Regions from separate parts of the Mus musculus genome. Here regions 2, 3 and 4 are each linked to region 1. A link is a loop called in an ENCODE intact Hi-C map of the cell type or tissue named here. Cell type or tissue: heart. All regions are shown on one strand.

What was found. Hi-C counts contacts between places; a loop is a spot of excess contacts. Peaks named below come from ENCODE experiments on the same cell type or tissue, not always from the same donor. Only the 100,000 strongest peaks of a DNase experiment are listed, where the experiment ranks them.
Region 2: it touches region 1 in a loop (4-fold over the local background); 5 of 42 quality-filtered maps call a loop at or near these places.
Region 3: it touches region 1 in a loop (2.4-fold over the local background); 3 of 42 quality-filtered maps call a loop at or near these places.
Region 4: a loop joins it to region 1, with 4 times the contacts of the local background. A loop is called at or near these places in 4 of 42 quality-filtered maps.

Annotation. Positions count from the first base shown.
Region 1 is chr9:52,832,434-52,840,433 of GRCm38, forward strand. No RefSeq gene overlaps it. Among named protein-coding and RNA genes, the nearest start is that of Gm39339, 41 kb to the right of the region's middle. In heart, no CTCF peak of the experiment used is centred here; DNase peaks (open chromatin) are centred at 3,498, 3,998 and 7,738.
Region 2 is chr9:52,962,351-52,970,350 of GRCm38, forward strand. No RefSeq gene overlaps it. Among named protein-coding and RNA genes, the nearest start is that of Gm39339, 89 kb to the left of the region's middle. In heart, no CTCF peak of the experiment used is centred here; a DNase peak (open chromatin) is centred at 3,441.
Region 3 is chr9:53,139,815-53,147,814 of GRCm38, forward strand. The region is part of intron 16 of Ddx10 (DEAD box helicase 10); the gene reads right to left. Among named protein-coding and RNA genes, the nearest start is that of Ddx10, 100 kb to the right of the region's middle. In heart, a CTCF peak has its summit at 4,600; no DNase peak of the experiment used is centred here.
Region 4 is chr9:53,059,838-53,067,837 of GRCm38, forward strand. No RefSeq gene overlaps it. Among named protein-coding and RNA genes, the nearest start is that of Ddx10, 180 kb to the right of the region's middle. In heart, no CTCF peak of the experiment used is centred here; a DNase peak (open chromatin) is centred at 4,894; H3K27ac peaks cover 2,042 bases.

The DNA.
Region 1 (8,000 bases):
ACACTTAGAACTACTCTCCTTTGCACATTAATTTAAATACATATCATTTTACTTACAAATTGTTGATATTCAGATGGCCTGGGAACAGCTTGCTAGGTAGATAAAATATTTGGTTTTAGTTCAGAGAGGAAATACAGAAGTGTTTCATGGTCACTTGGGTGCTCACTAGAATTTCTATTTCCAGGTTGAGGGCAGCAAAGAAGAGCTAAATGGTATAACTAAAAAAGAATCAAAAAATGTCCTGAACAGGGTGGAGGGTATAGACGCAGAGAAATAGGTAGACAGAGATGGAAAGATCTCCAAGATACAGGCATAGATTTCCAAGGAATAGAAGGAAGCATACAGTGTAGATCAATACAACAGTAGGCTCAGAAACAAACTGAAGAAGCTACATGACTCTTGACAAAGAGACAGGAACTTGTGTTGGAAAAAAGGAAGACTCTTTTATAAATAGCTCTGGGGAAACTAGATATTCACACATAAGAGAATGAAACTAGGTCCCTGTCTCTTATTCTATACAAAAATAGATTCAAATGTATCAAAGATCTTAATGTAAGATCTGTAATTTTAAAACTGCTAGGGTAAAGAACTCCAGGACACATGCATAGGAGCAAAGGCTGTCTGAATAGAACTTGAGTAGCTCAGGAAACAATAAGAATTGACAAATGAAATTATGTCCAATTAAAGAGCTTCTGTGCTCCTTAATTTCCAGAATTTAGAAAGGTTGCAGAAAGAGAGATCTTAAATAGTTATTCACCCAATGGGGGTCTAATATCTAAAAGGAAGAACTGAAAGAAATTACACACCAAAAGAACAAACAATAAATGGGGCAATGAACTGAACAGACATTTCTCAAAGAAATATAAATGTCCAATAAAGACATGAAAATTTTACAACATGCTTAACTATTGGGAAATTGCCAATGGAAAGTATAACTTGTACCATCTCACCTTGATTAGAATAACTACAATCAAAAAAAAACAAAACAAAACAAAAAATATTGATGAGGGCGTGGAGAAAACAACACCTTTATACACTGCTGGTGAGTATGTGGGTTGGCACAGCAACTGGAAGCCAGTAAGGTGGTTTTGTTTTTGTTTTTTTTTTTTTCAGCTAATGGAGACAGGACTACCATATTATCTATCTATATCGCTTCTAGGTATATATCCAAACACTAAGTCAATGCACTGCACCTGATCCCTGTACCTGGTTACCATGGACTTTTCAGTGTCTGAGTTAAGAAATCGGCCCAGTGACCATCAGCTGATAGATGCATAAAGAAAGCATACTGTGTAGATGTAATGAAGGTTATCTGACTATAAAGAGTGAGATTATTTTGTTCTCAGATGTGGAATCTAGACACCTAAAAAGACATACAGATAGAGAGAAGCCTTTTGGGAACAGAAAGTGAACCAGGGAAAGGAGAGAGGGACAAGAGAGGCTAATGGAGGAGAATACAGTGAAAGTACATTTCATGTGAAAATGCCATAGGCTAATCCATTATTGTTTAAAATATACACTAGTTATATACCTAGATATCAAAAAGAATGTGGTACGCACACACTCGTGGGCAATGCAACGAGTATCTTGAGAGGAAACAGCCCACCAGGTTTGGAGAGTAACCCTTAAACATCAGTGATCTGCAATTGCTCTGTGTTCTAGGAACCAGCATCCTATAATTACACACTTCGACAGTGGTGTGCAGCACATTTCATCCAAGGAATTGCGAGGCGGGCAATCCTATCTCGGGTCCCCTTGAGCATTTACTCCCTCTGACCTAATTTCATAAAACTGCAGTTGAAAATACAAACAAAGCTTCATTTTAAACCACATTTTCACCTTTGAACTACTCGACAGCACTACAATGTGGACAAATCAGCATCTATCATTCAGGTAACGGGGATAAGTAAGGCAGGTCAGATGCTGTGTTACGAGCTATCTATCAAAAACATAGGGATGAGACCCAAATAATATGAGTCTGTGAGAATACTTAGTGGATTAAAGGTGATTGCTACCAAGTATGAACATCTGAGTTCAACCCTAAGAACCTACATGACAGAATGAAAGAACATTCTCCCACAAGTTGTAGTTTTACCTCTGCATGCTATTATAGTGTTTATGAACACACACATGAATAGGTAGACAGATAGATAGATAGATAGATAGATAGATAGATAGATAGATAGATAGATGATAGATAGATAGATATTCTCAAATATTTGTAGGTGTCCAGGGAAAGAGAACAAAGGTCCATGGCTGCATAGAAGTAGGACTGGTGTGAAGACATTATGCTCTCTATCCTCTTGCCTCTACCTCCTGATAAGCTTTGTTACATTTAGAATAAACAGAATGTTGATTCGAGAATCAAGAAATCTCTGGGAGCTCCCAAGTGATGAACCACCAAGCAAAGAGCACACACGGGCTGGTCTGAGGCCCCTGTCACAAATGTAACAGAGGACTGCCCTCAGTGGGATAAGATAGACTTTAGCCTAATCCTGTAGTGATTTGATGCCTCAGGGTGAAGGGATAGGGGATACACCCTCTCAGAGGTGAAAGGGAGAAAAGATGGGGGTAAGAACTCTGAGAGGGGGGACCAGGAGGAAAGGCAACACTGGGGATGTAGATAAATAAAATAATTAATTTTTTTAAAAAATCAAGAAATCTAATGAAGGGTATATAACATTCAAACATTAGTGAAATCATATGTCCACTTAGCTTGTGACCAGGATATGGTCTTACAAACAGTGCCAATTGTAGTGAAGAATTGCATATGCCAGCCTTAGTTAGCTATGAATTTATATTTAACTTCATCTAACAGTGAACTTTCCTTCATTTCCAAGTGCCTAGAAAGCAATGCAGTCAATGTGCATAGAAAATGATGAAGTCTTGTGGGAATGCTACCACACTTAAATTGTAGCCAGTCTTACTCTGTATTGTATGGAAAACGGGAGGCTATGGACATGATACAGCTCTTCCTTTGAGGATGCATGAAATTCAGCAATGGAAACCAAGTGGATGGCTTGTAATCAGTAGACATGGTAGAAATACAGATAGACCACTGAGGGTCCTTTTGAATTTCCTTATTCTTTTTTCACAGGAGGTTGTGTCTGCCTGCGTTTAGTTAGTTCTTCATCCCCTTTGCTTGGCCCTCTGCTCAGAATTTTCTGAATATTCATTAATTGCCATCTATGCCAGATTCCTCCTCGTGTCTCACGATGTGCTTGACTGTGAGAAATGCCAAATCACAACAGGGACACAGGTGGCAAATGGTTTTGGAGAGGAAAGACTCCTTCATTTTCCTGAACTAAAAATAAGGTGGGAACAAAATTAATATTTGTCGAGTGCCTGGCTTGTGACAGGCTCAATTCCAGACATTTTAATCTCGCCAGTCCCTATGTAACTACACATTTCGAGTGCTAACCGCACTTTATTGGAGTAAGACTTGAGATTATCTGGCTAAGGGTTAGCTATGTGAGTACCACGCTGCAGAAATTGCATGTGACCCCAATCTGCCACCTGGTTTCTATCTATGTTCTGGCTTTACTAGTATCCAGAGTCCTAGACTAGTCTAAAAATAACAAGAGATATTGCTGCTGTTATTGCCTTAACAACAATAACAACAATCAACTCTCTGAAAGCTTCCCCTAGCACACTAGACAGTTAAACCCACACAAAAGTGACCAGAACTACCTATCACTCACAAGCACTCACCCCCAGTCATCCAAATGGTTACAAAATGGGAAACTGCAGTTCCGAGCTGTATTCTACAGTACCGAGGCCGTCTTAAATGCAATTAAACAGCATTAGGTAGAATTCTGTGGATATTCTCGGCGATGAGGTGGAAACTTTACAAAGCAAAGGAAGAGATAGCTTTCAAGTGCCAGCTGCTGCCTTGCTGGGAAGCTGCCTGTCCTGGCCACTTCTCATGAGAGCTTCCCAAAGGGACACCACCAACACTGCCAGGGCCAAATCAAAGCTGGGTGGTTTCAAGAGCAAACATCTTTTCATTCCCAGACATTCCTAAACCCCATCAGTGCTGCTGTTTGTCTTAGGCCCCAAGAGATGCTCTCATATGAACACAAGGAGATCATTTCCTTTTGCTCTCATCAAGTATACTGAACTCAGCATACACTGTGTGAATAATTCAGAAGTGAAGTAAAGTAATACAAATGTCGGACTCTTGGAGATGAACTTTGGGAGAGTGGGGAGAACAGATGTGAAAACAAAATATATTTGACATTATGTCAGAAGGCAGTGAGTAGCAGGATGGGGACACTTATGTCACTTGCCATGGCAGGTATGGGGATGGAACTCTTAGAGATAAAGAATAGTCCAGAAATTTAGGACTTGGAGTAGCCAGCCTACGTAGACATAAGAAGTCAGTTGAGTCTGCCTAATGGTCCTTTATGCAAGTAGTGGTACAAGGTTGTGTGTGTCAGGGAGCTGAGTGGTTCTAGTTTGTTGGATGCATGGAGAGTTTAGGGGGGCCTCTACACCTGATAGTGTGTTAAAGATGAAAGAAGGGAGCCAGGTGTGGTGGTGCACGCCTTTAATCACAGCACTTGGGAGGCAGAGGCAGGCAGATTTCTGAGTTCGAGGCCAGCCTCGTCTACAAAGTGAGTTCCAGAACAGCTAGAGCTAGGGCTATACAGAGAAAGAGAAACCCTGTCGGGGGGGGGGGAGGGGGGAGCTGAAAGAAGGGACTGTTTGATCTTGAAAAGTTGGAGTTCCTGAGTGCTCACTTGAGAAAATAAAGTTTCAGGTAGGGAAAAGGGAAAATATTATCAGCTAGTAAAATCTATCATAAATCTCTTCATAACTTGATTTCAAAATGGCATTGCTCTAAGCCCAGAACCAATAGATAAGTAAGCCAATTTTAACACTCTCCTAGTAAATCCAAGATTCATGAAAACACTATATTCTTGTTTAAGTGTAACATGTAGAAACTGTGTTCCTGTTCATCATCATGTGGGGCAGCTCTAGCACCCAGACGTTTTTCTCTTACCCATTCACAGCTAGCACCATGTTCTTCAAGCCATAACCAGTGCTCTGCAGTCCCTCACTGAAGGTCCTGGGCTTCCTTTAGATGACTTTATCCAGTGGGAAGCACTCTAGTAACCCCTTTGCCTTTCTTAGGTCTGTGAAACATGCAGCAGTAATGTGCCTTTGTCTTGGCTGTATACTACAAATCCACATGAGCGTGCCGTAGCATCCCATCAGGTTAACTGGGTAACTTGGAGTTTGGAACTACTATACACAAGTTTGATAGAAACAATTTGTTATGATTGATCGTGCATACCAGTGTGTGCTCAGGAATGGAACGGTTGGGTCACAGGGAGTGACACATTTTGCTTTAGTAAGTGATAGTTGTCTAGAATCTTTACACTAATTTACACTCTTGCTAGAAAACCTTATTAGTCCTAGTTACTTTGCAGTTAACACTTAACACTTGTTACTTTCAGATATATCAGTTTACTCATACCAGAGAGTCCCTCTCTATAATAAAAAAGACCCACAGCCAATTGATGATTCCCACAGCACTTTTTACCAGGAGATAAGCCATTTCCATCATTTATTTATGACCTCTGTTCTACCCCTTGCCCTACACACACTAGAGAGCAAACTCTGGGGTGGCATGCACTCTGGTATTATATTTCCACCTAGAACTGGTAAAAGGCAGTGCTCAAAAAAAATTCTAGTGAATGAGTGACTCAGAAAACAATTAAATATCTTACTTCAAGGAAAGTGGATTAATTCTGTAGCTCCAGCCTTAAAACCTACCATAGAGAAAATATTAAAATTTCAGATAAAGGTTTACATAGAGATAACCACCACATTTTATAATATTTATAACATTTTTGTAATCACACTGAATTGGAAATAGTCTAAATATTGAATGATTAATCATCAACCATTAACACATTAATAATTAATGCAACGAGGAACATGACGTTCAGAAATAATATGTGGCTTTTCAATCATTTTAAAGACTGTATACCACCCACTGCTCTGCAGTTTCCAGGTATATTAGAAGAATGCTTTCGTGTGTGAGAGAACATATGTTTAGGAAGAGAAAGATGACACTCGTGTTTATGGAGTAAGAGAGAATGTGTTAGAAGCCGTTCTGAATGGTAAAATCAGAAAGGATTTTTTTCCTTATGTTTTTCTGTTTGCTCAAATAAGCATAAGTTTTCATTAGGAAAGCAGTATGTTTTATATAAAACTAATTGGGGCTCTGGCAATGGTGGAACAGACCAAATCCTGCCTCTAACTAAAACTCAGTAGATATGACATACTAAGATAGGAAAATTCTGAAATGCACACAGATGGTAGATTTTTTGAAAACCTTAGGTTGTAAGGCTTGCCAGTGGAACAACCCCACTGGGTTTCCCTATTAGTTTCCATTCCGCCCTCAAAATATGGTTCTATGGGCCCCCTTCAGTTGGATCCGCCAATGGGCGTCTACTCAACAAGGTCAGAGCCAGGAATTCTGCTTGCCTTCCCTTCTTGCCCATCTTCATTCCTCGTGCCAGGCCCAGAAACCAGGAACACTCTCGATCAGGGACCTCCAGTGGCCACATCTGGCTGGGACTCAGGTAGACCATCAGATGTTCACTCTGTTCTCCAGGATCTGGCCTCTCTCACCCTCAGCCCATTACGCAGCCTCCCTCCTTGCAGGTGCCCCTACTCCACTCCATGAGCTGGTATTAATAGTGAACTTAAAACTGAGTTTAGAAGTGCTGCTTTCTCTTCTATTTTTAGAAAAGCTTAGAAAAGATGGGTAGTTGTTCTTTTTATAAATGTTTTATAAAATTCTCCCAGGATAACATCTGGCCTTGGGCTTTTCTCTGATGGGAGTATTTTGATGACTGATTCAGTCTCCTTTCCTGTAATAGACCAAACAGAACTTCTGCTTATTTAGAATTCAACCTGGATACAGTGTAAGTTTCTAGAAATGCATCCATTTCTTACAGATCATCCATTTTGGCATATAATTATTCAAAGCAGTGTCACATTTGAATCGTATCTCTGACATACCTGTGATGCCTGCTGCTTCTTTCAGTTTGAATTTTATTCATGAGTAACCTCTCTCTTTTGTGGTTACTCTAGATATTTTTGTGGGTTTTTTTTTTTTTTTTGAGACAGGGTTTCTCTGTATAGCCCTGACTGTCCTGGAACTCACTTTGTAGACCAGGCTGGCCTCAAACTCAGAAATCTGCCTGCCTCTGGCTCCCGAGTGCTGGGATTAAAGGCATGTGCCACCACTGCCTGGCAAAAAAACTGTGAATTCTCCCTACCTTTAGAAACATTCTTAGTTTTCTTTATATTTTTCTAATTTTACCCTCTCATTTAGCTTCTATTGTAATCTTTGAGATTTTATTCTTTTCTTTTACTAACTGTGATTAGCTTGTTTCTTCCTGTTTCCTGTTTACTTATGCTGATCACTTGAGTTGTCTTTTTTTTTCTTCGTGTATGTATTTGTGATCCGACCTGAGTAACAACATGATGGAATTTAGGGTCTCTTGGGAAACACATTTCTAGGTCTCTCTGGGGGTGGGGGTGGGGAGACTTCTAGAGTGCATAACCAGGAGAGGGGGATTCATGCCAATGTCCAGCACCATGGCTCAGATACAAAGAAGTCCAATAAAAAGCATCACAGGTCTGCCTTTGCTTCTCTTTGAGTGAGTGCATCTGCTGTTGTTGCCACCAACATTTGACAACAGAACATTCTGGCATCTGTGCCCTTTCAGTGTGTACTGAATACCATGACTCTGCAGGCACCCAGCTTCACAGATAAGCTGCTTCCAGGTTACAGCCTCTCTAGCATTCTGGCAGCCATTGTTGGTCTAGTCCCTATCAGGTAAGCCAATCTAATAAACACCCTGTGAGTTCTCTTCCTCTAGACAGTGCTACCCAGTGTAGCATTCACTGCTATAAAAAATTCTTCTTCAAACTGCTTTAGTTGCATCCCATATATTCCGTCGTGTTCTGCTTCCACT
Region 2 (8,000 bases), 130 kb after region 1:
ATGTGGGAGAGAATCAAGATGACTGAATAAGAAAATATGCTCCCTAGGAAGGACTTCAGGAAAGGGGTCAGTCCTCTACCCACATTAGCAAGGACAGACCATGGGCTTAATTAGGAGTAAGCTAATGCAGATCCTAAGTAGTGAGACCCAGCTCGAAGCCTAATGTAGACAGTAGAAAATAAAAAAGGGCGAGTCAGACCCAGGTTCATTGTCTGCAAGATGTTAATAGCAAAGAACAGCATCTCCTGACTCTGGTTTAAAGGCCTTATAATGATAGGTCCAAGTATAACAGTCCAGAATTCAAATTCCCAGCAGAAGAAATACAAGCTTTGGACCTTGCTCCAAACTCCATTTCCATCTGCACTCATTCTTTGAGTCTGCTCCTTTCCTTGATTGCCAATGCCAATGCCCCATTTGAAGGCCTGGGATCAACAATAGATCAATGGGTAAATATCTGTGCAACACACTTAGTACAATGTCAGTCACTCATGTTAGTTCCTGTTCTCATTTTTATACCAATTGTGAATACATGAAGGGAAGAAAGATAACGCTGATGATACATAAAGGAAAGATACTGAATTGAGAATTGTGATGTGTCTGCCACAACAGTGAGCTCTGTAACTGCAGACTTTCCTACCAGCACTTAAGTTCTCCCTAGTTAATGACTCTGAGATTTCTTGTATATGAATATATGTGTATGCCAATAGCTCTGGCTCATTTCTGCTAGCTCATAACGCAGCTATCCCATTTAATGTAGCTCAACTCATGACATGTGGCTAGTTACCTGGTCCTTAGTTTCAAGCAATGATGGTTATCTTCCTCTGTGTCCAGGAGAATCTCTCCACCCTGACTCAGCCCCAGGATATTTCTCTCTCTCTCTCTCTCTCTCTCTCTCTCTCTCTCTCTCTCTCTCTCTCTCTCTCTCTCTCTCTCTCTTCCCTCTCCTCTCCTCTCCTCTCCTCTCCTCTCCTCTCCTCTCCTCTCCTCTCTTCAGCTTTCCTCTCCTCAAATCCTGCCTCAGCTCATTGGCCAAACATCATTTTATTGACAGGTGACTTTTTACATAGTACACAAGACATTGTTTGTACAGAGCTCTGTGTCTTCATAAATTAGCTCACATTCAATCACAAGTAAGATGAACAAGGTGACCTCTGAGATGTCTTTTGGCAAAAGGGAATTCTGGTAGGAATGGGTGACAGTGCTAAAAGTAACAGGGTATAGAGACACCAGCCTCAAGTAACACAAGAATAGCTCAACTGAGCTAGAATTGCTAACCCTCTCAGTACTAGAAAATTCAGAGATCAAACAGAACAGCCTTGGATTATATATAAAAGAGTTGGGGGACACAGAGAGTAAGAGCAGGAGAAAAGAGACAGAACTCTTCAGAAGTCACATTTACAGGTTTTAGATGAGTCTTACATATCCAAGATAGACTTTAAATCACTGATCACTGATCCTTACTGGACAATCCAAGAGACTCCATAATGGAGTACCATGATTCTTGTGTACAGTAGATAGGCAAGAAAGATGTAGGTGTCAAAAGAGGGTTAAGTAGCAACCATTTTGGGAGATGTGTTGGCCTCTGTCCATGTAAACACACACCTATTCTCCCTATTATTAGATAGGTGTCCTCATCTCTGTTTCAAGTACTATATATAAATCACTCCTTCCAACCAGACAACTGGCCTAACCCCTGCTCAAATTAGAAATATACCATTTAGTATTAATGGGAGCTACTTAAGCAGTTTACAGAGGGTAGGAGGACCTAGCTGGGCTAAAGATGCCACAGTCTACTCTTCCAAGTCCTTGAGCCTCAAGAATATACATCCTACAAAAAAAAAAAAACCCAGATTTAACATCATGTCATGAGATGAGAGGGAAGTGACTTTTCTCTACTGTTTGCCCCTCTCCACACATAAAGGCAAAAACACCTAACCATTAACCACCAGAAGTATCACACTGGGACTATTTCAGAATAGTATCTGAAAAGTAATAAAATGTTTTTTAATACTCCACAAAAGGACAATTCTTTACACTCATCCTTAATTATGCTGTCTCTCTGAAATATCTCCAGACCCCACAGGCTCTCAGGAGCCCCAGAAGAAACAGCTACAAGGCTATTTCAACCCAGCCCTAGTCCTAGACCATCCAATGACACCATATGCTTTCTGCACTTCCCATTACCCTTCATACTCACTCTGCTGAATCTCTCTGTGGCTCTGCTTGGCCACTTTCTCTTCATCCTGAGATAGCAATATAAATGCCTCTTCCACCTAGAATTCCACGGTTGAGTCCAAGATTGGCTTAAATGCCCTTTCTTACCTATACCTTTACATGTCCCAGCAATAGCTGGTTCTACTATCATTGTCTGTTGGCTTATCTGTCTCCTCTATCATGTTAGCTTATCTGTCTCCTCCACACACTTATCAGATCCTTGAGGATAGAGTTTCATCTTCAATTACTTAGTGCAGAAGTCGCATATAGAAGTTAATAATTATTTATTAAAAAATGAATAAATCAATCAAAGTAGATAAATGCTTGGAATAAAGAACTACTTGGGTCTACTTACACACAAGCTAGTAAACCTGGTGAGAGAGAAGTAGAAAATCCCAGACCTGAAATATGGGTACATCCCCTACAGTTCACAGTGCTGCCGGTTGATGATTGTGGAGCCAAAAATCAGAACTGATGAATGGGCAGTGTCAGAGGACAAAGGAAAGACTCCCAAAGTCACACTTGATTCCCTTTACAAGGAAAAAAAGAAGGGACCTACCTTTTATAGAGCATATACAAATATCCCTTTTATACTAAGATAAGGCAAGGCACAGGAAGCTAATAACACATCATGCACATAGCAACGTGGTATAAAACTTGGCCATTCTGATTTCAGAGTCCATACCTTTTCCCCCCTTCTCCTTCCCACCTTTTCCCAGATGCTCCTTTCGACATTCTGGGAAACAAGATGTTGGCTGGGAAGCTCAGCACCCCAAAGTCAAGACTTATGATGCAGAATGGTAGCCCGGAATCAGTAAGCGCATGCATAGGTGCCCATACAAAGGGCCAAAAGTGAGTCTGTCTTCAAAAACAGAAAAAAAAAATGATTAAGATTAAGAGAAAGGGCTATGAAGGGTGAAGAACAGAGTCCAGAAAGGCTCCTCCAGAACAATGACTAATAAAACAATGTTGTATGAAAACATCACAAAGCACACCTGCTCTTGCTCCACCAAAACACATCCCCAATGCAGAGCCATATTTAACTGTCATTATCAGCAGGGCCCCACCACCCAGTTTTCAGCTTACAGTCTCCTCCCTTCAAAGACAAAGGTATCTAGTGTGGAGAGAATGGCTTAGAGTAAACCAAAAGGCATCCAACTCCCAGCCAAATGAAAACGCCACAGGCACAAGGCCAAAGAGTATTCTTGGCCTGGATGGCATTCACCGCCCTAAATTTAGCGAACTGGTGAGCTTTTTCAGGAGCATCATATTCAACCTTTTGCAAGCCAGAGAGCTACCTCCTAATGCACAGCTTGCTTTCCCTCTGAAGCTGAACACACTGTCCTTGGCTTTGTCATGGGAAAAGCAATGCCAACAAAAGCGCTGTGTTGTCACCTAGCCCCTGCCTGTCCAAGCAGCACTTGGATGGGGTTCTTTAAGGCCACTGCCAAAGGCCTCTTCCCCAGAAAGAGAGTTCAACACACACTCACACACACTCATACACTCACTCACACACTCAGACACTAATACTCACACACTCACTCACACACTCACACATACACACACGTAGTCATACACTCACACACACATTCACACACACTCACTCTTACACTCTCACACACACTCACATGCTTGCATACACATACACAATCACACAGACTCACTCACACATACATACTCACATTCACACACTCACATACATACACTCTCAAACACACACATAACATTCACCCACACAACATTCACACACACACACACACACACACACACCCTGTAACTGCACCGTATTTTCTGAAAATTACTTCTTTTAATTTTTTTGAGGTTATAACACAATTCCATCATTTCTCCATTTCCTTTCCTTCCTCCAAAGCCTCCCATGTACACCTCCGTGCTCTCGTTCAAACCCATGGCCAATTGTTACATACACATGTTCCTATCTTCATAAGTACAGCATGCTCAGTAATGTCACTTGTCTGTATGATCTTGATCTTTATTACCCAAGATTCAGACTTTTGCATTTTAACCAGTCTGCCCCAAAACTGCCATTTTAGAGTGAGAATATTTTAGGAAGAATTTTCATACCCATTAACATAATGCAGGCCTATGTAGATCATATCATTCTAACGTTCTAACATTTCTGGTTCCATTTCATCCATTGACAACCAGGTAGGGACTGAGAAGCGACAATGGGAGGCTAGAAGGTAAGAGACCTTGGGCTCCTAGATAGAAAGTCTCACACACACTCAGCAGAATCATATGCAGAATAGAGGTGATGAGATCTAGCTTTTCTCAATAAAGAAAGTTAGTATTACTCTTGGGTGAGTATTGATTTGGGGAATTTTTAGAACCAAGGGGTGAGATGAACAGCCCTTGAGACATACAGAAGCCAAGGGCTAGAGAGGCAGTTTTGGAGCATTTGTGACTAAAAACGATGTTGAAAAGTGGGAGATGGTTCAAGAGTAAAGATCCTGAAGGACTGTGCTGACCCCTGGCACCCATGGAAGAAGCCAGGCATTGTGGCACTTTTCTAACCCCAGAACTAGGCACAGAGACTGGCAAATCTCCAGACCTCTAAAGCTTGATACTAGTCATTATAGCCAAATTGTTGAGCTCCAGATTCAGTGAGAGACCCTGCCTCAAGAACATAGGTAGAAAGTGATAAAAAAGAAAACACCCAAAGCTAACCTTTGGCCTCCACAAGCACAAACAAGTACACACATATATACCATACACATACACATGCACAAACACAAAAGTGACATCAAGATTCAAGTGAAACTTTTATCAGACTAATGAGAGCCATGTTTGGACACGCACAATGGTCAACGGAGGGTGTGAGAAAAGAAAGAAAAGATGCAGGATCATCCAAGCAAGGGTACTAGTTAGATAGCCAATCATACTTCAGATATCTTGAGGTCACTTCTGAGCTCTTCCATAGAACTTACAACTCTGCCTTGTGTTTGAGAACAACAACTTTCTCTATTGTATAAAAAACAAAAACAGAGTAAAAAGAATAAGAACTATATTTAAAATTCCCACCACAATTATGTATGCATACCTTACCTTTAATACAGCCTCATGAACAGTATGGCCCACAAAAAATGAGCTTCCCTTTTCAGAAACCTGGGTCCTGTGTAAGAAGAAATATAACTACAGAGAACCCCTCCACACACCCTAAAAATATTTGTTTTTGTTGGTCAATTTCTATTTCCAAAGTTTGTGAGCCTTCTTCAAATGAGGCTACCCTTCCTAAGAGGCTCCTAAAGTTCCTGATAAGATTCTGCCCAGAGTCCCTCTGCTCATCTCAGCTGAACATTGCCATCCTCTGAAGTCTCAGCCTCAATATTCATGGTGCTTATGCAAGCTCTAACTTGGGTTTCTTGACTCTGCTTCTGTAACCTCCTCCCTTGCTGTTATTCATCTCTCTAAGCCAGTGGTTCTCAACCTGTGGTTAATGATGCCTTTGGGGATGCGTATCAGATATGCATAATAGTAGCAATGAAAATAAGTTTATGGTTGGCAATCACCACAACATGAAAGACTGTATTTAAGGGTCGCAGCATTAGGGAGGTTGAGAACTGCTGCTCTCTAAGCCTTCTCTTGCTAGTCTGGTCCCTACCCCTGCAGAAACTACTCAGGTCTACCCTGAATTCTCCATTGGCTTGACCCTCTTATTTCAGTTTCTGATCATTTCTGACTCTGTCTTCCCAAGACAGTTGAGCTTGCTGTGTACAGTGGTGTTTTGCTCACAGCCCCACTGATGCACATCCCTGTATTATTCATTCTTGTGTCTCTCTTCTCGCTTCCCTACCTGGTTTTAGCTCAAGGACTTCTTAGTAGGTTGTCAGTGCCAAGCTTATCCCCCCACAATAAATCCAAGTTTTTCATGTGGTCACTACTCCCAGGCCATTGTGTCCCCTGAAAGCCACAGCTATTCTCTGCCTTTATTCTATGCTTTTCTTTCTGTTCATCATATAGCCAGTCTGTCTGCACTCGGCACTTGCTCTTCTGTCTGTGTTCTGAAGCCAAAACTCTACCTCAATCTACCTTGTCCCTAGTATTCCCCGGCTTGTACTTTTTACCTTATATTTAGTGGCAAGTTCAGCATGCAGAATAATCCAAAACAAAGAGCTCCTTAGCAGGCCATATGACTTTAAATCAATAAAGTATGGAGTAAAGCTATGATAAAGAGAATTACCAACTGAAAGAGTGCAAGCCAGGGGTTTACTTTTTATCTCTATGTCCCCAGTGCTTAACTCGGTGTTTGATATAAAATCCATTCCTATGAATAAAATGAATGAATGAAATGTAGGTTCTGTAGAACTAAGCTGAAAGCAATGACCAAAAGAAAACAGTTTTATGTTTATTCTCCAATTAGTTGACTTCTCAATATATTGTTACATTTATATGAAGTCATAGATGGTTTCTTAGTACCTTGAGATAATGGATTAATTGTCTGGACTCTACTCCCATCACAATCTTCAGATTTCCTTCAAACTCTTCCCAAATCATCTTGAAGTTTTGTTCAGCATGGTGGATAGCACCATTCCCACATTAAAGTTAAGTTCCCTACTTAGAACACTGTGAATGTGCCTGTTGAATCTGAAGGCAAGAGAGAGAAGACTGGAAAGGAGACTATATTCCTTTGAAGTCGGTATTATGTAGGCATATCAGTAGATTGGATGTTAGCTGGATCTGAGATTTCATGTATAGTGTTTATATGACTCTAAATATTAGCTCCAGTGGACACAGAGGCTCCCTGTATCACACACACATACCCTCCCCTATAGCCATAGAGTACCCAACTCCAGCTAACATGTTCCTCCTGATGTGAGCAGGAATCTACTGGCTGTTTCTCTAAATGTGAGTTGTTTGGTTGGGTTCACTCAAAACTAGAGCTCAGACAGAGGTTCAGTGAGCTCCGGTGATGGGAGAGGTGATACACTCTGTGTAACATCATGACAGAGGAAGGTAATGTCTTATGGACAGTCTTCCTTCCTTTTAATTTTTACAACTAGTGTAACTTCCATTTTCTCCCCTAAAAGTTGAACAAAAATAGATTTATTTTAGCCTGCTCTAGAGGGAGACCAAAGTGCCTTTCTTTAATAGGTCATATTATCATAATTTAAATTAATGCTCTTCCTTGGGTTTTAATATGATCATTTTTATCCCTGATGATCTTTTCAGTAACTTTTTAAAAGGCTGAAATCTAGGATTTTGAAGTCCCTGAGGAAAGAGGTGCTGAGTTTGATTAATTTTATGTCATGCTTTTGGGTGTATGATATTCTTTAATTTTATCTTAGTGGGAAAAGGAACCAAGATTCCAGATGTCACCTGCATCCATTAGACATGCTTGGTCCTAGGATTCCCTCAAGGGCTTCTCAGAAATATTCTTTGTAAAGTATCTAAGCAACAATTATAATAACCAGTTTCCACTAGCAGCACTTTTTATCACTGTAACATATCCAAATGACTAACAAATCACATTAATATTAGTAACTCCAGGAACAAACATGTGGTAGAAAAGGGGACCTGGGAAAGGCTACCATCTCTCTTCCTCTGTCTGAGCCTGTTGTGTCCACAGTGTATAGTTATGACCAGGCTTAACCTTAGATCTAAGTCCATCTTAACCTGTTGAACTGAATGACACCAAAACACAGCCTTACCATGCTTGTCTCAAAAGAACTACAGAGTAGGAAACCACCTAATACAATCATCTTCCAAAGATGCAAATCACCTGTATAATTTTCCACACCAAGGAAGGTCAAGTATAAAACTTCAATCAA
Region 3 (8,000 bases), 310 kb after region 1:
AAGGGTACCAGACCCCGCCACCACCAAACAAATACTAATAAAAATTTACTCAATAAAAATGTGATGAAATAGTCAAATGGAAAGGTTCAAGAACATCAAATATATGTTATTCTAAGAGATTTCTCTGACATTTAAATATTAATATTTTCAGATTTGAGCATTAAATAATGAAAAAAAGTGCTTTCCCAATTGAGCTCATTTTCATTGAAAAGAACTGACTGGGAAAGCATTTTTCACTGTTTCATGTTCACATGAACATAAATTCCAGGAAACCATACCACATCTGAGTATATAACCCAAGGGATCTAGGTCAATGTACAACAGAAATAATTATGTAATCTATGTTTACTTAAGCATTTTTTGATAACCAAGTTACAGAATTAATCTAAATACCCATAAATAAACAGATAAAGAAAATGTGATACAAATATAAAAGTTTATCCAGCAACAAAAGTATGAAATTATGCCACCTGCAAAAATGAATTAAACTAAAGATCATCATATCAAGTGAAATCAGGCAGGATCAGAAAGGCAAGTTTCTTTTATTACACTGTGAGTTGCTCAAGAACAGGTTTAATTCAATCTTGCCATTATCAGGATTAACACATGATAGGCACTTTAAGACCTGTAGAGCAAAAAGATGAATCCTTTTAGGATCTTCCCTCCTTTTGGTATCTAATAGCCTCTATTACTATTTAGCTAGGTCTCCTGTTTCCCTTTTGCATGACAGTAAAATCTGATATATTCTATATTCTCAAAACCATTCTCTAAAAACTCGTATAAAGTCCAAAAAAACGCCCTGTGATGATTACAGATTTCTTCTACATTCTAACTACTGTTGGAAATGCTATATAGAATAAACCCACACACCTGCAAATGTTATGTAGAAAGGGACATAAAACTGACAGTGAATATTTTATTACCTAAGGGAATTGTAAACCTGAAAGGGAGGCTATAAGACATCTGTCTAGTCCAGAACATCTGAGTCACAGTAGATCTATTCAATGCCACACTGACCTCTGCGGGCACCAAAAACCAGAGATCAGAGTCTCAGACCATTAAACAGACTAGGTTAGTACCAGTTTAGTGTAAAGTACCAAGGGCAATTTCTTTTGCATGCGGTTTGAAAGTTTACAGAGTAAAAACACGAGATGCTGGCAAGTACTCCGAAACACAAATAGAGCCGGGGATGCTGAGCTTGAATGACTCACGAGAGCACACTTCCCCTCACATAGACACTCTCCTATAGAAGCATAAATGGAACCAAAAAGGGATTCTTACCTCAGGACTTTAAAGTACCTCAGGTTTTAATAATATAAAGAATTTATAAAGAAAGAAATTTATACGCCTTCCACCCAAATATTTAGATGGGAGAGACGAAGGAAGGAAGGTGCTAGATGTCTACAGCTGAAGCACCTTTGAGCCACTTAGTGACAACACACTCCAGCTTCCACTAATCCTCAGAGTAAGTTTATCTTAAAGAACATATGCAATGTGCTGACTGCAATAATTTGCATCTTTAAAGGTGATCACAGCTCACTATATAGATGTACCATCCTCGAAAAGAGCCCTGGAAGGCTGACAATGCAGGCCACATCGCTGCTGTATTATAGAAGAAGAAACTAGAGTTAAGAAGATATATCCTGGGCCACAAAACTTATGGGCCAGAAATGAACTTTGAGACCTCATGTTCTTCTGAGAGCAACTAGGGAGCTTGGCAGTTACTGATTAAGGAAGACCCATAACCTATTACCAGATAATTACAATGGAGAAGAATTCACAGTGTGGATGTTTTCATCCATTCTAATGTTTCCACCTTTGCTTAGGGAATATTTGTTCTTTTTCTTCCTTCATTTTGTTTTTCTCAAAGGAGCACTACAAACCACCAAGTAGCAGTTGTACAGACAAGGGCAAAACATTTAAGGGTAAGAGCACTTTAGGAAACATTTTTCTAAGCTACAGAACCACAAGAACTATTCATTTTCTTATTTGAGAGAAATGTATAAATTTTAGGAGGTGAATCACTACATTTCTTGGAACATGGGGATATTAAAATTATGTATTTGAAGAATATAAATAATAAAGAATATAAACTTTCAGAGCTTTCATTTAAGCCCCTTTATAGGGGTTATAGCTTATTACCAAAGTTATTCATAAAAATCTTATATTCAAGAATCTCCAAACTTAAACATCTGAGCTGACAGTTCTTATAGAAATCTAACCTACCACTTCATTTTCAATTAAAAAAAATCTTGATTGAAGTATGCTGTGTTCCAACTCTGACCCATAATTGTTTCTGTCTGAAAGAACTGCAGGGATGGAAAAGGAGAGGAGCCTGAGGAAAAGAAGGTCCAGCGATCGTCCCAAAGTGGGATCCAGCTCAAGGGGAGGACTCAAGGTCTAACACTATTATTGAGTCAATGGAATGCTCACAAAAAGGGATCTATCATGACTGCCCTCTGAAAGACCCAACAAGCAACTGAAAGAATCAGATGCAGATATTTGCACCCAACCAATGGACAGAAGCAGCTGACCCCCTGTTGTTGAATTAGGGAAGGCTGAAAGAAGCTGAGAAGGATGATCCTGTAGGAGGACCAGGAGTCTTAATTAATTTGGACCCCCGAGATCTCTCAAACACTGGACCACCAAACAGGCAGCATACACCAGCTGATATGAGGCCCCCAACACACATACAGTAGAGGACTGCCAGGTCTGTGTTCATTCAGAGATGGTGCACCTAACCCTCAAGAGACTGAAGGCCCCAGGGACTTTAGAGACAAAACAAAGTCCTGAATAAGGCCAAAAGACCTTTGTTGAGTCAGACAGAAACCTGAGAATGCTTTCATTTCACCAGTTAAATCTGACCTGGTCCAAGTCAGTGAGCAGATATTCTGAGGCAAGCTTCTTTCAGAAGTTTTAAGGCTATAGTGCTTCCACTTATTTCATAAACTCATTGCTTAAAGATTATCTTGATGAAAGCATTCTGAAAGGCTAAGGCACTCCAGATGATGTTGTAGAACAGCTACACCAACACACCATAAAAATAACAAATTCAAGAGTTGTCTTCCAGTAAAGAAATCTTTCAATCCTGTAATATATCAATAATAATAAAAAAAAACATGGAAGAGAAAAATCTTTATGCATGAAATATTATAAATACCTGGCAATATCTTTTCCCCAAAGCAAGAAAATAGAGTAAAGATAAATTACTTATTGTTGGTTATAATAACAACAGCAACAAAATTTTAGTTTCCAAGTATTTTCATTGGAGGGCCAAAAAGAAAAAACCTAACAAACAAAAACTGTATCAGAGAGAAAAAACAAATTCTTCTTAGTGGTATTTTAGAGACACATGACTACTTGCAAGGACAAATTCTTCTAGTACCTAACTTTAGATTCTTTGGAGCACTAGTTTATGGTGCTCTCCAACAAAAGTCTTTATGGCTTAAAAAGAAGAAACAATAAAGCTTTGTAACTCTAAAGCCCACGCAAAACAAAAAATAAAAATGTATCCTCAAAAGTCTTCCTTATGCCACTAATACAAGAGATAGTAGATACCATAAATTCTTAAAAATAGGAAATCACTGCCCTATCACTCACTTCTAAAACCAAGAACACTTTTAAATAATCAGTGCAAAGCTTATTCTTTGTTAGCTGTGTTCACCTGTCTGTTTTCATTACCCACTGACTCCTTTCTCCTTTAAAGATAAAACGCAGAACCCCGTCTGGGATTTAAGGGCATTTGCAACCACATTTATCTATTTGGGAAATCTATTGAGCAGACTAGAAAAACAAAAATTAAGCAAAACTTTTACATGCAATACAGTAAAAGAGCTTTGTCATTTGGGGAAGCAGAAATACCTCATTCCAATATATTCACTTACTAATAGTGATTGCTCTAAATGAGTCATTTGATTTTTAAGTGAACTGCTCTAACATCTTGTACAAAAAATAAAAAATAAAAAGCAAAAAGGGAAGCATAATAGGGAAAACACATACAGAAAGATTACATAAAGCTTCTTTATGGGTTCATGAAAATTAGAAACTGCCAATCATATGTATAGTGGGAGCTAAACTTAAATATGCCAGTTCTGCTGGTTGCTTTAGTCAACCTGACAGATCTAGATGGCTGCAAAGAAGGAATCTTCATTGAGGAAAATGACTCAATAAGACTGGCCTGTTGGCAAACCTGTGGGGTATTGTCTTGATTAATGACTGAGAGGGCCGAGATCCTTTTGGGCAGTACAACCCTTGGGTAGGTGGTCCTGGGTTGCATAAGAAATCAGGCTGAGCGGGCCATTAGGAGTAAAACAGTAAGCAGTTCCTTCATAGCCTGAGCTTCAGTTTTGTCTCCAGGTTCCTGCCTTGAGTTTCTGCCCTGAGTTCCTTCCAAATGCACTACAAAACTATAATCAGAAATAAATCCTTTCCTCCACAAGTTGCTTTTGGTCGTGGACGTTATCACAGCAATAGAAACCTAAGTAGGATGCCACCTCTTCTTTTCTATAGCATATGCTGGTGTTTGCATTTATTATGTCAGCCAGACTGTTTTCACATTAATAGTTTCCCTTGTGTGGCAGAGGCCTCTAGTGGTCACGCTTAGCTTTGCAATCTGTGGGCTAGACAGGTTGACTCACCCTTCTAAAACTCCCCAGCTCAAAATCCCTAGGGTAGCTGCTCAAGATGAGGGGTGCTTCCCAACTGTGCCAGGAATGTAGGAAGCAACCACAACCACTGAGGTATGTAGGGACACGGGGCCTTTTTTTCATACTTCCAAGACTCCCCAGCGTTAATCACCCTGCTGAAGTAACATAGCAAAGTAGGTGTAAAACAGATGGTTGTAGCTTCAAGGTTTCCGTGTTCTATCGCAGTGAAAGACAGATGTGTGGCTGCACAGATTTGAGTTCAGGCCCAGGTCCATCAAGAGAAGGTTCCTTACTATCAGTTGATGAAATGTGCTCCCAGTACACAAGTCTGGGAATGCTTTTCCCTGTGTTATCTTCTGTCTGAGCTGAACCTACTGCTGCATGCACTCTCATTCTTAGTAAATCTTTTTCTTTCTCCTCGCCTCTTACTGCTTTCTTTTTTCTTCTATAATATTCTTCTCTACTCCTGCCCTTACTTTGTTTCTCCTCTATTTCCCTCTTTTACTTGCCTTTATCTGCTGAGTAAACTATTCTTAAGACCATTATTGTCAAAGTAAATTAAGTATCCCAGCAATAAAACTAGAAAGACTTATGACTATAGAACTTTCAACCTCAAAATATATAAATTGTTTTAAATTTCAATATAATGTCACTTTCCAGGGTTTCAGTTCTAAGTTGTTCTCTTTGTTCCTTTATCAACAATATTCTATTTCATCAGCAATATACTTCTACTTAATAAATCCTCCTTCTTTTCAAAGTTATGGGAGCCCTGACAAGTCTGAGGGTGTATCTCAAGTTTTTGCACTGTTTTTTCTTTCTTTACATAACTGCAAAACTCCTTCCAGCCATCAGCTCTTATAATCAGCATGTGTGACCAACCACCAGTGCCTTAGGAAACCTAGCTAAATGAGAGCTAAATAATGAGCTTTATTTCAAAGACTAACAACTCTTAACTCCAAAAGCAATGTACTCTATTGATCATCATGACAACTATATTTCATTTTGTTAGCTGAAAAACAAGCAGTCCTCCTGTTCAGCTTATTTCTTTACTTTAGAAAGTTTTCATTAACGAAAAGATCTGTATCTTGGAGCCAGTAAAATGCTCAGTGGGTAAGCATGCTTGACACCAATCCGGAAAGCCTGTATTTATTTAAACCAGGGACACACATGGTGAAAGGAGAGAACTCCAGCAAGTTGTCCTCTGACCTACACATGTGCACTGTAATGTGTACACATGCACACTCACACACACGGTTAATATACTTAAACAAAAAACAAGCAATGGATGGATGGATGGATGGATGGATGGATGGATGGATGGATGGATGGATGGATTTTAGAAACCCGTATCTCCCAAACCACTAAATACTGGGTACTCAGGAAATCATGAAAGTTTCACCCTCATATTTTTCTTTCAACAGATCACAGATATAAACTTTAACAAAATAATATATCAAGTTTCTGAGAGGTGCACTAGGCTTTCATTTTACCTCAGTATACAGAGAATGTCAGGGAACTGGTTAAAAATTGGCCATTCTGCCCACGATAACACTCTCAAAGGAGACAGCTCTCATTTCTGCACCCCCAGAAAGGGGCTGTGATATGGAGGTTTCTCAACTATGCTCAGCAGCTGTAAGACAAAGCTTCATCTATTAAAGGTCCAGAGTAGACAACCTTGTCATTGGCACAGCCTTGCCTTCTTTCATTTATCCTCAGCATTCTCCTCCATGGCTACACAGATACAGTTACAAGACCTTCCCCTGACAAGGACGTCCTCTACTTGATGTGCAAAAACATGAAAAGGGAGGAGAGGAGGGAGGTTTTCATCAACAAGTTCACATTCAAGATCAGCCCTATTGGAAAAACTTAACACTGGGCCATAAATCGACTTCCCCAACAAAAAGAGGATCAAAACTAAACACAGACGCCCACCTATGGGGAAACTAAGGAAAGAATATTTAGAAGCAGTCTAGTAAGTGAGAATAACTTCTTACAATTCAAACTATTATGAAAGACTCAGAACACAGCATCAACAAATATAAAAAATAAACTATACTACATAGTCTTCCCTCAAAACAAGACAAGTTTCTTATCCATTCTCAAACACCCAAACCTGAAGATGCCCAAGTCCCTATACTCTAGATCACACCAGTTATAATACCCAGTACTATGTTAAGTTGTATGCAATTGTTAAGTTCTTTAAAATAACAACAACAACAACAACAACAATAATAATAATAATAATGGCAAAGGTTGGAGAGGTAGTTCAATGATTAAGAACACTTGTTACAGAATTCTCACCTGAGGAATACCGAATGGCAGAGAAGCACTTGAAAAAATGTTCAACATCCTTAATCATCAGGGAAATGCAAATCAAAACAACCCTGAGATTCCACCTCACACCAGTCAGAATGGCTAAGATCAAAAATTCAGGTGACAGCAGATGCTGGCGAGGATGTGGAGAAAGAGGAACACTCCTCCATTGTTGGTGGGAGTGCAGGCTTGTACAACCACTCTGGAAATCAGTCTGGCGGTTCCTCAGAAAACTGGACATAGTACTACCGGAGGATCCAGCAATACCTCTCCTGGGCATATATCCAGAAGATGCCCCAACAGGTAAGAAGGACACATGCTCCACTATGTTCATAGCAGCCTTATTTATAATAGCCAGAAGCTGGAAAGAACCTAGATGCCCCTCAACAGAGGAATGGATACAGAAAATGTGGTACATCTACACAATGGAGTACTACTCAGCTATTAAAAAGAATGAATTTATGAAATTCCTAGCCAAATGGATGGACCTGGAGGGCATCATCCTGAGTGAGGTAACACATTCACAAAGAAACTCACACAATATGTATTCACTGATAAGTGGATATTAGCCCCAAACCTAGGATACCCAAGATATAAGATATAATTTGCTAAACACATGGAACTCAAGGAGAATGAAGACTGAAGTGTGGACACTATGCCCCTCCTTAGATTTGGGAACAAAACACCCATGGAAGGAGTTACAGAGACGGAGTTTGGAGCTGAGATGAAAGGATGGACCATGTAGAGACTGCCATAGCCAGGGATCCACCCCATAATCAGCATCCAAACGCTGACACCATTGCATACACTAGCAAGATTTTATTGAAAGGACGCAGATGTAGCTGTCTCTTGTGAGACTATGCCGGGGCCCAGCAAACACAGAAGTGGATGCTCACAGTCAGCTAATGGATGGATCATAGGGCTCCCAATGGAGGAGCTAGAGAAAGTAGCCAAGGAGCTAAAGGGATCTGCAACCCTATAGGTGGAACAACATTATGAGCTAACCAGTACCCCGGAGCTCTTGACTCTAGCTGCATATAT
Region 4 (8,000 bases), 230 kb after region 1:
AGATCCCTGACTCCTATTGGCCCAAGGAAACCTGTTATTTTCCATCCTAGTTTCTCCAGTGCTTGTGTGAGACAGGGCCCTGGATGAAATTAAGGCTGTATCAAGGACAAGTGCAAGGATTCAGGGATGTTGAAGCTGGAAGCTGCACATTACACAGATGGGACCAACAGATAAAAAAAACTCTATGATCCCAACTTGAGTTCTTGTAAAGAGCATTCTGAAGATACATTTTGGGTTGGGCAAGTCATACAAAGGGCCACTGTTCTTTGCATTCTGTTGCTGTGATAAAACACAGACCCAAAACAACTTGGGGAGGAAAAGGTTCATTCCATTCTGTACCTTACAACCCATCACCAAGTGGAACCAAAGCAGGAGCTCAATGCAGAGGAGCCTAGAGGCCAGAACAGAAGCAGTAACTATGGAGGAGCTGCTTGCTCACTGTAGCTTCCTCAGATACCTTCCTTATATTGCCCGAGCTCCCACCTACCCATAGATGGCAACATCCATGAGGGGTAGGCCTTTCTTCATCAATTAGCAATCATGAGAATGCCCCAGGCCTATCTGATGGAGGCAGTTCTTTGATTGAGGTTCCCTCTTCCCAGGCATAGCAAGTTGAGAGTCAAGATCAGCCACCACAGTCACCATTCCAAGAGCCATCCCCCAAAACTCCAAAAGGCTTACTACCAGAATTTTTAAAATATACTCTAAAGTGTGTAATATAGCAGGTAAGATCTGGGTGATACAGCTCTGAATCCCAAAACTGCCATATTAGACAAAGTATTTAATAACTCTGAACCTCAGACTCTTCATCCAAAATAAGAATAGTGGTGGCCGCTCTATAGGGCTGCTCTGAAAATAAGAAATGCATATTCATGAGTGACTAATACATAGGAATAACTCAATAAACTCTAGATGGTACTCATCAATAACTAGGGGTGTGTGTGTGTGTGTGTGTGTGTGTGTGTGTGTGTGTGTGTGTTGTGTATTAGAAAGAAAACAAAAGTCAGAAAAGTATGACTCCTTAGGGTTACATCATCCTCATTTTGACTGTCAATAGATCACAAAATTCTCTAGAGCTTAAAAATCTAAGTTTACCCACATATTCCTTTAGCAGCAGGGCCAGAAACCAATGCCACTTTGATAGCTAAGGGTCACAAGTAGGGTAGTGGGTAAGGGCAAAGAGTAGAGGAAATGGGGGCAGAAAATACATTAGGAAATGACAAGTACTTTGAGGTCAGCACAAAAGAGCTTTCGGTCCCTGCTTTTTTCTTAATGAGCGATTCCTGGAGTCAGGTCACAGTGTCCCCATCCACCCAGTGTGAACCAAGTGGGTAAGTGCTTTGAAACGACCTTGTTAGGATCTCAATTGAACATGCTCTGTCCACTTAGTACTTAATGCAGCGATCAGAGCAGACAGATGCTTAGAAATTACTTTTAAATGAGCATTTGTGGTCGGCCTCTCTTCTCTCTCTGTAAGCCATGTTGAAATAAAGATGACAATGATCATAGCCATACACAGTAGCCCTGTTACAGCACTGTTTGTTCTACTGAGGCTCCACCCTGGATCCTCTCCAAAGACACTTGGCTATTCAGCTACTAGAGATGTCTGTTTTAATATGGCTTTACAGAAAGAAAAATAAAGGCAAGAGGGATACATAAAAATTTGAAATTAACAGAATGCCTTGTTGTACCCGCCTCTCTGAAAAATTAGGAGGTAGTGGAGTGAGAAATAGAGGAAGCAACCACATTTTATAATCTTCCCAACAGAATAAGTGTACAAAAGGTACATGGAAGAGAATGTTTCCTAATTTGGTTAGGGGATGTTTTACAGCTGTATCAAGTCCCCCAAATGCATAGCCATGATGAAAATGTTGAGACAGACAGATATCCCTTCTGGTCTTTCAGTATGACTCAGATGTCTTAATGTTCCAGGCGCTGTTGAGTATATCAGGGATACAAGAGTGATGGGGGGAGTGGGGGTGGAGAGACAGCTTCTCTTGGAGCTCCCAGATCAGTAGGGGAAGCAAGCAGGAATCATACCCCGGTGCAAGAGTCAGATACTCATTGGTCTCACCTCTCTTCCTCTGTGCCACCTTGTGTCCTGGCAGCTTCCCACAGTCTCAACTGCTCAATGTGCCTCTTTCTTTCCCCCCCACCCCCCAAAATTTTTTTTACCGCCTTTGTATGTAACACCAGCAGGATCCACTGGGCCCTCATACACATGTAGTCTGGAAGACTAAGAGAGTTGATATTGCATGGGACATGGGTAATAGGGGTTGGAAGCCAGTGATTCATTTTAGGTCCCATGAGCAGACGATTTTTTTGGGTGTGTCTACACAGCTTGTTAATGAAGTGAAATATTCCCAGAAAGGACAGCAAAGTCTTCTGTCTTAGTACCTACGAAGATGTCCTGAGTTGGAAATAGTTTCCCTTGTGGATGGTTCAGTTACTGGAATGTCTTATGGACTAATCCAATATGGCTGACATCCTGATAGTGGGATTCATTGGAGAGAAAGCATCACATGAAGAGGACGGCAGAGGGTGGATTGATGCATCTCCGTGGCATAAACAGCCAATGGCTACCAGAAAAACACGGCAAGGAGCATGCAGTAGAGTAGATTCTCCCTCATAGCCTGTCCTGGCTAGGTTTTTGTAAACTTAACACAGTTTAAAGTCATTTGAGACAAGGAAGCATTCGTTGAGAAAATGTCCCCACCATATTAGTTAGTCTGTGGTACATTTTCTTGATTAATGATTGATGTGGGAGGGCCCTGTTTACTATGTGTGGTGCCATGTCTGGACTGGTGGTCCTGGGATAGATAAGAAAGCAAGATGAGCAACCCATGAGGAGCAAGCCACTTAGCAGCACTCCTCCATGACATCTGCCTGCTTCAGTTCCTGCCTCAAAGGTCCTGCCTCAAGTTCCTGCCCTGGCTTCCATACTGATGGACTTATAAGCTATAAAGTAAAATAAATCCTTTCCTCCCAAGTTGCTTTTGTTAATGGAGTTTTATCATGGCAAAAGAAACCTAAAACATCCCCTAGATGGAGCCAGCCAGGCCAGCACCTTGATGCTGGACTTCCAGATCTGTGAGAGGACAAAGTCCTATTGTTTCAGCTGCTCAGTTTGCAGCACTTTCTTATGGCAGCCCTGGAAAATGTGTTCAGTGTGTTTCAGTGGGATTGTGCCTCAAGTCCATGGTTAATACAGGGTTCAGGCTGACTCCTGGTTTAATCTCTCTGATATCTTTAGTCTCTTCAGCCCCCCAATTAGACCCCCTAAATAAATCCCCAGTACTGAGCCCTTGTCTCAGAGTCAGCCTGCTAATGGGAAAACATAAGCTAAACCCCTAGAAGATATTTGGCTGTTAACCCAGGTCTCTGAGTGAAGACATCAAAGGAGTACCTCAGACTGTCACATGAGTGATAAATAACATTATCCGCTGGGGTGGAGATTCAGTCATTTACTGCAGCTGCTTACTGGGGATACGACTTGCAAGGCTGGGGCATGGCCAGACATGGCCTCTGTTATCAAGCCCATGATGACAGTCAAGAGGGCTACTGGTGCTCTGAGAAACTCTCAGCAGCCCTTGGTTGCATGCTTTCCTAAGTCAGGTATTGCTTACTGTTCCAGCTAGACCAAGTGGAGATTCTCCTCTACCTGTGATGGGGTTATGTCCTAATAAACCCATCTTAAGTTCAAAATACTATGTCACAAATACATTTGACACTTAACCCAAAGAGCATCATAGTTTAGCAACACAACAACTAGAACTCCCTAGAACTGACTTAAACACCTGCATTTCTACCCTTGGAAGGCAGAGGATTCCTAAAACAAGCTGGCTAGCAAGACTAACTGTATATATGTAAGATCTAAGTATAACAGAGAAGCCGTGCCTCAAATAAGGTAGAATAGCTATGAACAATGATTCTTAACATCAACCTCAGGCCTACCCACAACACATACACACACACACACACACACACACACACACACACACACACACACACCACATACAGAGGAGGAGGGGAACCATAACCAAACCATCATAACCTGGAAGCTATATGTATAGGGGTAGAGTTGTGTTTCTGAGCTTTCTGAAAAGTCACATATCTGTATGACACTTGTACACTCTACCTCATCCTCACCCATCACTTCCTTCCAAGACAAAGAGTTAGTCACTAGATTAGTCCCATTTGCTTACCTGGTGCAGATATTTTCCTGAATAAAGTTTCCCAAAGAAATAAGAGAAAACCCTTTATATGTTAATAGCATTGCAACTAGAAACTGTTAGATTATCACAACCTTCATGTTTATGGCTTGACTCAGACTACATTGTAAACATCTTAGTGTCACCAAAGAACCTCATTGTAAGATGTTCCTATTGGCCCAGGGCTTAAAGAAGCCTTTGCTTTGCACCAAGCAGGAGCTTAATAAATACTTAAGAAGATTTCCCTTATATGTATATGCAATAGTCCCTAAAGAGTCACCCTTCTCCTTTTTTTGTCAAATATCACTGCAAGCATGGCAGTAAAGGGGTAAGTTCAGCTGTTTCTTGGCAGCTGTTTTATGAATCTACAACTAGCTTGTTATTTTTACATGGCCCCATCTATTTCTTTCTTAGCAGGTGCTGATTGTACAGAGGAGTTTCATTAGACATTTCCACACATGCACATAATGTACGTACTTTAATCCTATTGGACCCCAATATTATTCTTTCCATATCTTACACCCATTAATGTTGCCGTCTGGTATTATCTAAGGGTAGAGAGAACTGGGAAGTTCCTTCTGCTATGACCTTGACTCTGATCACGTGGACCACTCATACCCCAGTCCACTCTGCCATATGATTGTCAACAGGCATCTGTCCATTTGGCACCCGAGGACCTGACAAGGGCATGGAAAAAGAAAATGATCTCTCCACATAGTTTCCCACCTGCAGAAGAGCTACGGTGACCTTCCTATTTTTAGCATGGAATAATCACGTCAGGTGTTAGGTGAAGGGAGGAGGGGAGTGGGGCCGGAACTTACCTTAAGCACAGTTGCTTGAGCAGCTTCCAAAACACTCTTGGTGCTGGTTGCATTTTAAAACTGTAAAGAGTGTGAGATCTGCTAAGAGCACAAAATACTAAATACTATAAATAATCTAACTTAGTGGCAATGATTTGTTCAGGATTTGTGTGTGTAGAGTTCACCATTAGGGTATGAAACAGCTGTCAGCACTGTTTAGAAATGAGTCTCCAGAGGAACTGGATCTGTCCCAGTTTCTTGCATCCCCAAAGCTTCAGATCTCCCTGGTGACCTGGGGAAGGCATGGAAGACAGAGAAAGTAGTAACACAGCATAGTTGTCCGGGTCCCTGGGCACAGAAAACTGAGCCAGAGTCCAATGCAGCACGCATTCCCAACCACATTCCAATCATAGGTCACCTCTGAGGACTGAATATTAATTGCATGGAAGAGACATTCATTCCTGTGAGCACCACAAGGTCAGGATCTATTCTCCTTCAGATCCTGTGTTTTCACTGCTGTGTCACAATCCCTGAGATGGTCAATTTAATAAGAGAAAAGGTTTATTTTTGTTCACAGTTTCAAAGGTCCCAATCTGCTGTTACTTGGCCTATGGATTTGCTTGGGCCATAGCTGGTTGGCCTTTGAGGCCTGTGGAGAAGCAGAGAACATCACAGTGGGGGAAGACATTCTGGAAGGAACTGAGAAAGAGAGAAAGGAGCCAGGTACTGAGTGTCTCCTTTAGAAGCATGCCCCCTGGGACCTAACTTCCATCCCTTGAAGATTATACCACCCTCTGAGAGAGAACAGCACAAAATGGCAGCCTTTAACACAAGAGCTTTTGGAGACACTGGGCCAAAGCACAGCAGACTCAAAGGCCAGAGGTGACTTCCAGTGGATGTCACATTTGTCTCTGTTTTAATCACTTTTGGTAGATACTGCACTCTGAACCTTTTGCTGCTGTAAGTTACCAAGTCACTATCCCAGGAGCAACCCTATGGCTTATAATAACATTAGGGGATATAGCAATGAAGGCAGTAACACAGGACCCAGTGAAGAATGCTTTCAGCTCATGAGGGAAAAAAAAAATCAATCCACTGCTTTGGTATTAGCATGTGACTGATTTCATAAAGAAAGGGACCAATATGCTGCTAATGTTGTTGCCGCTGCTGCTGCTGCTGCTGTTGTTGTTGTTGTTGTTGTTGTTGTTATTGTTCACACAGTGAATCTTTCAGATTAAGCACAATCCTGTGTGTGTTTTGAACAGGGTTTTCCCTCTTAAAACTGCCGCAGTGAGAGTTTTCCTCTTGCACTTGACATTTTGGTGTGCACACACACCTACAGTGTGCAGAGACCGGCCGCTGAATACAAAGCAGTCCTTTCTCTGGTCGTGGTGTAACATTCAGAGGCCTTGCTGCTTCCTGGAGCATAACGACCTCAGAAAACGTTACAACGGCTTTGCACTGTGGAAGCAGAACGAACACTCGCTGTCAGCCTTATGGCCAGAGACACAACAGTGGCTTTGCATCCCTACTTTCCCCGACATCCTGTTCCCCTGGGGTCTTCCTGAGTTTGGAAGGTAACTGAATGGCAGGAAGGAGGCAGCTCTCAGGTAGGACAAGCATCACTATGACTGCACCAGAGTCCTTCCGAATGAGCCCCCACTTAAAGGAAACCCAGCCAGTGAGCTGAGGTCAGAGTGCTCCCTTTACAAAACAAACAAGGCTCTGCCAAAATACCTTTCCATATTGAGTCAGCCCCTGGGAGATGGCTCAGGAGGAAAATGCTTAAAGTATTATTGGAGACTGTCACGAACTGGGAACAAACATCCATCAATTCGGGAGGCTCCTACTTCAGAGATGGCAGCTGACTGCACTGACGTCAGCAGGCCTCTGCATCTGTGCAGAGCCAAGGCAACTCTGGGAAGGCCTGAGAATCAGTGTGGAAAAGCAGGTGTGTCTTACTGAGGCCTAGACACAGATCTCTTGCACATGGGGCAGATTTTACCTGGGGGAGAAGCAAACTGAGTGCCATATCATAGACACCAAGACACAATGTTGCACAAAGTCACACAATTAAAACGGTTCTACATGGACTTGCCCAGTCACTAGAGCCACTACAAGCAGGAAGTGAACCAATTGAAGCTTCCTAAAAGCAGGGAGGGGGGCTCAGAGTTGGTGGGGATACATAAGCCCAGGAAAAACAAGTTCTGACTGAGTTCTGCTAGCCATGGAGTCTCTGAAAGCCTGCAGAGGGGCAGAGTCAGAGTTGGGAAACACTGTAAAACACTTGAAAGTTACCTGCATTTGTCCTGCTAAATCTAAAAGCCTCTTCCCTCCCCTCCCCTCCCCTCACTGCCCCCTCTTTCCACCAGAGCTCACAGTCCAGTGGCTCGGATCGAGCACTGACAGACAGTGACACCACTTCCCTGGTGGTGGCCAACCCAGCATGTGCCCACACATGTCTCACAACATCTCTAAGGAACAAGACTATATGTCAGTGTGCTTATTAGAAAGCTTACAGGGCTAAAAGACACGTCTTACAAGTGACAGCTAATATTCATAGTACTCTGGATGGTAAAGCCATGAACCTAATTGATTATTACAGAGCCCTTTTGCTGATGGGTTCCTAGTCTTCTAATTGACTGAGGAACTGTTGAAGGGCCACATCCCTTCCAGGTAACAATCAGAAAAGGAAGCAGATGCGAAAAAAAATGTTCAGATCAGAAGTTGCCTAGTTAGGAACTGCTAAATACAGTATTGTATATTGGTTCCTAACTCAGCAGCCCAGCTTCTACCAACATTGTGTGTGTGTGTGTGTGTGTGTGTGTGTGTGTGTGTGTGTGTATCATGATCTCCCTACCTCTCTCTCACACACATTCTTCACTCACACAATGCCATCCAGAAAAGCCTTATGCCACCAAATTTCTGAGCCATGAAGTTACTATGTGACCCAGCAAACCAGTCACTTAAAGGCATAGCTTGACGATAA